2 separate regions of the Homo sapiens genome follow, and region 2 is linked to region 1. A link is a contact called in ENCODE Hi-C or POLR2A ChIA-PET data. All regions are on one chromosome and are shown on one strand. The core of a region is the stretch at or near the end of the contact, and the rest is flanking DNA. Distances in the headings are between cores, read along the strand shown.

Region 1 (3,744 bases), core at 756-3,255:
TCAATGACATCATGTTCATTGGCCAGAAGAAGCAAGAGGTGGCTAGTATGCTGGAGGTCTTGGTAAAACACTCATGCTCCAGAGAGGAAAAGATGAATGAGGATTTAAGGAATCCAGTGGTTAGGTTCATGCTGGAATATTCCCTCCAAAGCAAACGATAAATTGCTGCATCTTATATCTCATACCTCAAAAAAGAAGTGCCTGGTAGGCCTCTTTGGGTTCTGAAGGCAACTCATGCCACACTTAAGACTGCAGTTCCAGGCCAGGCGTGGTGGCTCACGCCTGTAATCCCAGCACTTTGGGAGGCCGAGGCGGGCGGATCACGAGGTCAGGAGATTGAGACCATCCTGGCTAACACGGAGAAACCCCATCTCTACTAAAAATACAAAAAAAAATTAGCCAGGCGCGGTGGCAGGCGCCTGTAATCCCAGCTACTCAGGAGGCTGAGGCAGGAGAATGGTGTGAACCCGGGAGGCGGAGCTTGCAGTGAGCCAAGATAGCGCCACTGCAGTCCCGCCTGGGCGAAAGAGCCAGACTCCGTCTCAAAAAAACAAAAAGACTGCAGTTCCAGCTCACAAATTGGGCAACATGATTATTGGCAGCTTTGAGTTGTGCCTGAAGCACAAAAAGGCTAGAGATGCAGGTCTGTCACCTGTGAAAGGGGAGGGAGAAGGAGGGTTAGTTAGGAAGAGTCTCAAACTGCAGTGCTGTCCTGCAAAAGTCTCAGCCAGCCCAACAGAGAGCTCCAGAGCAAAGGCTGCCTGTTGGAGAAGTTCCATGATGAACAGAAAGGGCCAGGCCCTGGCACGCCCACTGTGCTCATTAGCTGTTAAAGGTCTGCCTAGGAAAAGCATGGCCTCAGCTCAACTGCTGTGGCTAAGCAACCAGAGGCACTGCAACCAAGGCCATCACCTAACTGCACCCTCACAGCTAATCTACAAGTTCTTTCTTGAAGGGAGATCATAATAGCTCCATATCCCCATATTGGAGAGAATTCTCACTCTGCATTCTGCCAAGGAGCTGGTGTGTGTGTGCGTTTGTGTGTGTGTGTGTGTGTGTATGCACACATGTGACAAAGGTTTATTTAACTTATCAATGAATGAAGAAGGAGAAGAAAAATTACTATATATAGTCAATGAACAAAAAGAATGCTGGAATAAGACTGCAAGTGAAGTTGAAACTGGTAAATTATAAAACAACACAACTATAATCTGTAGGATTTATATTTCCTACTGGACAGAAATGAATTGCAACATAATGATCCTCCACAAGTTAACATTAACTTTACAAGAGTCTCACCTTCATCAATAGCAAATAATCAAAGTAACTTTCTTCCTGTAAAACTTCCCAACTGGGGGAACATTTGCCCTCTCCTCACCCCAGAGATATCTGACAATGTCTGGAGACATTTGTGGCTATCGCAACTAAAGGGATGAAGGTGTGCTACTGGTGTCTGGTGGGCAGGGGCCAGGGATACTGCTAAATGACCTATTACGCCCTGAACAGCCCCCACGGCAAAGAATTACCCAGACCAAAATTTCAATAGCGCCAAGACTGAGAATCGTGTACAGATGACACTTTTGACAGCTTATTAGGCAATGCTCTAGTATGACACCGAAAGGGCGTAAGAAGATCTTTAATGTTTCCTTCTGCTTTCACTTAAATGTAAAATTGGGATAATGATATATCGAAGCAACTTCATTTACGGTGAAGGATGATTAAATAAAACAATTGTGGTTGATTGTATTTTTACAAAGATGATGCACAAATATATATCCCATCCCACATGCTCTTCTTCTGACGTGACACTGACATTCCTGTATTGAGGGGTGGAGGCTATGTTCCCTTCCCTTGAACCTGGGTAGACGTTTGCAATTACCTCTATCAACAGAACACAGCAGAAGTGACATTTCCTGACCTCTGAGGCTGGATCATAAAAAGCAACACGGCTTCCTCCTGGCTCTCTTTCTGGGGACACCACCTTGGATGTTCTGAGCCAACATGAAACAAGTCTGGCTATGCTTGAGAAACCCTAAAGAGGGACTACATAGAGACAGAGAGAAGCTCCCACCCCAGCCTGTCCAGTCTTATCAGCTCAGACACCAGACACGGGAGCGAATGAGGCTTTACAATAACCCCAAGTACTGTCTGATTGCGATCTCATGTGAAAGAAGCCTCCAGGCAGAACCACCCGACAGAGCTCCTTCTGAATTCCTGGCCCATAGACACCGTGGGAGATAATAAATGATTTTGTTGTCTTAAGCTTCTATATTTTAAGATGATTTGTTCCATAGCAACAGACACTAAAACAACCATACAAAAATAGTCCTTAGCACCCTGCATGGAAAGTGAGTTAACTGGTCACTCTTGTGGGGTAGTTTTAGTATTTTTAAGTAATATTTATGTAGTATTTTTACTGTTTCCGTGCGCAAGAGGGCACACTGTCCGTTGACAGCCCTCATACATGGAGGTGTAATTTTCTAATCAAAGCACCAGGTGGAGCCAACCCCTAATTTTTCACTGTCCCTTTCAGAGGGTGAACTTGACAAAATGGAAAAAAGGCTTCAGAATCAAACTAGCATGTTTAGGGCGATGTGTTAGAGAATGCTCAGTATTCTAAATTCTCAAATTCTAAAACACAAGGAAGCTTATTTTGATGAATAACTCATCCCTAGGCAGGGTGTACGCACAAAAAACAAGAAAATCCTTTTTTTTCCTTTGTTAAATGCAACAGAGAAGGTTATGCTTTCTTTAAACCCTGAAAAGGAAAAGAGATCTGCCAGCCTATGATTTCTAAACAATACTGTACTTAATTTTTGCCATTATCTAGACACATAGCTAATGCAAGTCTCTGTTTGCTGTTTGCTTCTGACAGTAAGACAATATTTCTGAATACTGATTTATGGGACTCAGATAACATCTGTACCACAATTTTAGCTTAAACATTTTTAGGTTTACATGTTTTCTAGTCCTTTATTTTGTATACACGAATTTAATGCTCTAGTGGCTGTGAAAATGGGCCATGATTCCGATTGCAGGAAATCTGGGAACCAAATCCCTTAAAATGAATTGGGTGAACCAAATACATTGTATCTCCCTCTTGTCAGAGAAATTCAAAGCAGACTCTACCCATCAGCATTCACTGTAACCTGAGCAGGTTGGCAACCCGTCCTTATTATGATGATCTGCCAGTGCCTATGTAACTCCTGAAGGCTGATGCCTCTACCCTGAGATGGCTCAAGGATGGTTAGGGCAATAGAGCAGTGGTCTTGAGAATAAAGATGGTTTTGTGATCCGCTTATCTGATTAGAGGTTTATACTATAAAGTCAAGGCTTCATAGCCTGGTAGGGGATAAATCAAATGTCAGAAAGGATGGAGGCAGCTTGAACTCTGAAGAGCTGATTTTCTGAGGGTATCCTACAACTTTGACTCCACCCATACCCTAGCTGACCTGTCATCTTGCTAATTAACCACAAGAACTGAGGGAGAAAGTAAGGTGTGATCAGCTCAAGTAAGGCGTGATCAGCTCAAACCCTATCTATCTTATGCTGGGACTAACACAAAAGAAAGCCAAACACAATTATATGGTAAATCAGTAGAATCATGTTCCTACCTAACGTGTGTCTGTCAGGGATGAGACTGATTCCCATGCTTAACTTATGGCCCTGTCTCATCACTTTGTGCTCATAGAATGTATACGTGACATATTTTTCTTTGACACACTAGTACTGGCAAAGGCTGTC
Region 2 (4,101 bases), core at 1,515-4,014, 490 kb after region 1:
ACCTCTCCTGGGATTAAAGAAGTTCTGGGAGCAGGAAGCAGAGATAGAGTGAAATGCAATGCTTTCCTCCAGTGTCTGTCTGGCTACAAAGCCGGGTTGTAACTTTCCTTCTAAAGGATGCTGCTTTCTTGTTTCCTCTCCACTGCCCATTCATCTTCCACCTTTCTTACATCCTAGTTATATGTGACATTTCTGCCCTTAGATGCCTTGATAAATTCCCTTTAAAGATGTGTGCGCTGGCTGGGTGTGGAGGCTCATGCCTGTAATCCCAGCACTTTGGGAGGCTGAGGTGGGCGGATCATGAGGTCAGGAGTTCAAGACCAGCCTGACCAACATGGTGAAACCCCGTCTCTACTAAAATTACAAAAATTAGCCAGGCGTAGTGGCTTATGCCTGTAATCCTAGCTACTCAGGAGGCTGAGGCAGGAGAATCACTTGAACCCAGGAGGCAGAGTTTGCAGTGAGCCAAGATCGCGCCACTACACTCCATCCTGGGCAACAGAGTGAGACTCTGTCTCAAAAAAAAAAAAAAAAAAGATGTGTGCGCTTTCTCTGCCCGGGGCCCGTAGGTAGGATGAGCTTAGACATCTCTCCATCTTTCCTTCATCACCAGTCGCTTACTGTACTGCAGTGGCCTCCTAACAGGCCTCCCCTCTTCCACTCTTGCCCCTTCCAGTCATTTATTCAGTGTCAGCTGGAATGACATTCTAAAGACCTAAGTCATATTGCATGGCACTGTAGCTTAAAACTCATCAGTGTCATCCCACTGCTCTCAGGTAAAAACCAAACTTCTTATCATGGACTGCGCACCCTTGGGCTGTCTAACCCCAGCAACCTCTCCAACTCAGTCAGTATCCGTCGTCCTCACTGGCTTTCATACAGCTGCTCAAGCCATCTTTTAATTCTGCAAATATGTAAAATTCTTTTACGTGCTATTCCCTGAGCCTGGAATTCCTTCCTAGGATCTCCTACCCCTCCCTCCAGATGAGTCAGTTCCTGTCACACTTGAGGTGTCAGCTTAAACGTTGCCTTTTCAGTTGGGCTTTGCCTCTCTAAGGTACAGTAGTCCCCCCTTAGCAGCAGTTTCGCTTTCTGCAGTTCCAGTTACCCGTGGTCAACCATGGTCCAAAAATAGGGGAGCACAATACAGTAAGATATTTTCAGATAGAGAGATGACCACATTCACATAACTTTTATTATAGTATATTGTTATAATCTCTTACTATGCCTAATTTATAAATTTTCCATAGGTGTATATGTACAGGAAAAAGCATGGTACCTACAGGGTTTGGGAGTATCTGCAGGCTCAGGCATCCAGAGGGGTCTGCTGTGGTCCCTCATCATTCTGTTTCAACCCTTGTTTACTTCCTTCAGATACTTCATTGTTACCAACAGCGATTTCTCCCAGAAGGGCAGGAACCCTGGCTGTTTTACTCACCATTTATCTCCAGGGTTTATTACAGTTCTGGGAACATATTCAGCACTGTATATTTTCCAAATAAATGAATGAATTCTAGACAGAAGGTTTCATTTTACTTGAGCCTTATTGGCTCACAGAACTGTGAAAAGTCCTTAGTTCTCTACAAGTTATTTCCTCAGCCCTATTGGAGGAGTGAGAGAGCAAGGAATGAGGAGGTTTTCCTGTTTCTCAAGATCTTTAAACAATCACTTGAGTATTTAGGCCATTCTCCATTTTCTCCATGGGCTCTATTAACTGTTCTAAATGCATGACTATATAGTTTTAATATAATGATACTGATTCTATACAGCTTTGAAAAAATCCTTTCACATAGGTTTTTTTGCTTTTTCCATTTAACCTCCTGATGACTCTGTGGGGTAGGCAGGGCAGAATATCTTTATCTTCTAACCTACTTTTACTATGTTCTCTCCCTTACAGTTCTAGTGGGTAGAAAGGAGAACAGCTCAGTGTAGAGGGCATGACCCTCTCCCTTAGGCATGCAGGACCCGGGACCCCTCCCTTAGGCATGCAGGACCCAGAGCCCCCTCCCTTAGTTAGGCATGCAGGACCCGGAGCCCCCTCTCTTAGTTAGGCATGCAGGCCCCGGGGGCACTCTCGCTTAGGCATGCAAGATCCAGGAGGAAGTATGATTTGTTGGTGACAGTGGTTTTCTGTTTGACACTTCGACTAGACAGTTAAACAACAACTTGTCTGCGCCAAGTTCACTGAGCTTTGCTGCCAGTAAGATTGGCGTGATCTGGAATTATGTGGATGTGGGATCAATTGAGGAAAGGATTACAGTTGTTTACTCTGCATTGGTCATTTTATGGAATTTTCCTTTGTAGCAAGGAGATTGTAAAATTGACAGTTGACAGTGGAATCAGATGAGCTCCACACTGACAAGGTGTCTAGCATGTAAGCCATCAGGAATCCTTTTTTCTTCCTAAAAGTCTCACACCCTGATGCTGACTGGCACATCACCGAATAAACCTCTCGGTGTCTCCTAGCCTCTTCTGATTTTGCCCACACCATGTTAGTACCATCAAGGGGTATTGTTCTGAGCAAATACTGACTCAGAGGAAGAGCTAACACTTCTCAAGTCCCAAAGATAAGAAAGTTTATTACAAGCATTTGTTCCTATCTTTTGGCTAAAACAACTATGATTATCCTTAACAACTGTAGCAAACATTTACAGCACTGTGACAAAAGAAAACAAAAACCTCAGGTGCTATATTAGTTTGCAGTATGTGCTTGACTCAATGTGCCAATGGATATGCATTTAATGAATGTTTCCTCTTAACTCAGCACTACGTGGGTATGAGTCAGACAGAGTAGAGATATAAGACCTAGTGGCTGTCTCCTGGAGCATGTACTATAGTTGGGGAGGTAAAGCCAGCACATCTGAAACTACTGGAAATCAATTAAATACTAAACCATGTGTGTTTGTTTCCTAGGCTGCCATAAAAAGTGCCACAAACTGGGTGGCTTAAATAGCAGAAATGTATTCTTTCACAATTCTGGAGGCCAACAGTCTGAAATCAAGGTGTCAGCAGAGCCTTGTTCCCTCTGAGGTTCTAGGGAAGATTCTGTACCATGACTCCCCGTAGTTTCTGGTGGTTGGTGGCAATCTCTGGTGTTCCTTAGCTTGGAGATGCATCACTCCAATCTCTGCCTCCCTCTTCACATGGCCGTCTTCTCTTTTGTCCTTGTATTCAGACCTCTCCTTCTTATAAGGACACTAGTCATTGGCTTAGGGCCCACCCTAATCCAGTATAACCTCATCTTAGCTATATTATATCTGCAAAGACTCTATTTTCAAATAATGTCACATTCACAGATACCAGGAGTTAGGACTTGAAGGCATCTTCGTGGGGGACACAATTCAGTCTAACACCATAACAAGAAGTAGCGTAGCAGTTTAGTGCAAGTCATTTCACTTTTCTAGGCCTCTACAGCTCAATTTTTCTTAAGGGTAAACTGGGATGATATTATCACCTATATAATGGGATTGCTTTGAGAATCAAATAAGTTAATACATGTAAAAGCCTTCAGAATAGTGCCTGGCACAGAATAAGTGCTCAGTAAATGTTATAGTAACAGTATCATAGCCATAATAATATGTGAATTAGAAAATGATAATAATTGTCTTGCTATGCATATGAGGAGCTATAAATATGAAAACACAGTAGGAAATGTCTCCCTTCAGAAGTCAGGACCTTTATCTGGGCATTAAAAGATGAGTAGGGTTCAGATATGGAGATGGACATTAGGAAGTGACACACAGCACAGACTTATGACAGGTGATTGCAAGCCTGCTGTATGAAAGGTGGTATCTGTTAGTCACATGAATGCTGAGAAGAGCTTTCTAACCTTTTTATCTCTATCACCAATGGGAGATATTTATAAAATAAGTGATGGGACAGTCAGAGCTTCAGAAGGCACTTGCCTTGTAGAAATGGTACTCTGTAGGGCGGGTGGTTTAACAAGAGGCTGGGGTATACAGGGTAGGATGCACCAGAAAGGGACTTAGAAAACAAAAAATTCAAGAAAAGGCCATTGCCTGTTGGTGAAACCAGCTCACTACAACTCCATTTGTGGAGGTTAAAAGCAGCATGCAATTTTTATAATTCTGGGCCAAATCA

Evidence for each region. Hi-C counts contacts between places; a loop is a spot of excess contacts on that map. ChIA-PET counts read pairs that join two places held with the same protein, here RNA polymerase II (POLR2A). Pooled maps may share reads with other maps.
Region 2: a loop to region 1 is called in a pooled map, with 2.2 times the contacts of the local background. The contact joins two enhancer-like sites. A Hi-C loop is called at or near these places in 1 of 168 maps with a recorded cell type or tissue (IMR-90) and 2 of 50 pooled maps. POLR2A ChIA-PET finds 5 or more read pairs at or near these places in 2 of 52 experiments (PC-9 and WTC11).

The regions. Positions count from the first base shown.
Region 1 is chr6:11,495,137-11,498,880 of GRCh38, reverse strand. The region is part of intron 3 of LOC105374928 (a long non-coding RNA gene); the gene reads right to left. Among named protein-coding and RNA genes, the nearest start is that of TMEM170B, 41 kb to the left of the region's middle. Within about 2 kb of position 2,005, at least 3 of the 41 ENCODE cell types and tissues checked have a DNase peak (open chromatin) inside an H3K27ac peak, as active enhancers do.
Region 2 is chr6:11,006,459-11,010,559 of GRCh38, reverse strand. All of the region lies in intron 2 of ELOVL2 (ELOVL fatty acid elongase 2), which reads left to right. Among named protein-coding and RNA genes, the nearest start is that of ELOVL2-AS1, 35 kb to the left of the region's middle. Within about 2 kb of position 2,764, at least 3 of the 41 ENCODE cell types and tissues checked have a DNase peak (open chromatin) inside an H3K27ac peak, as active enhancers do.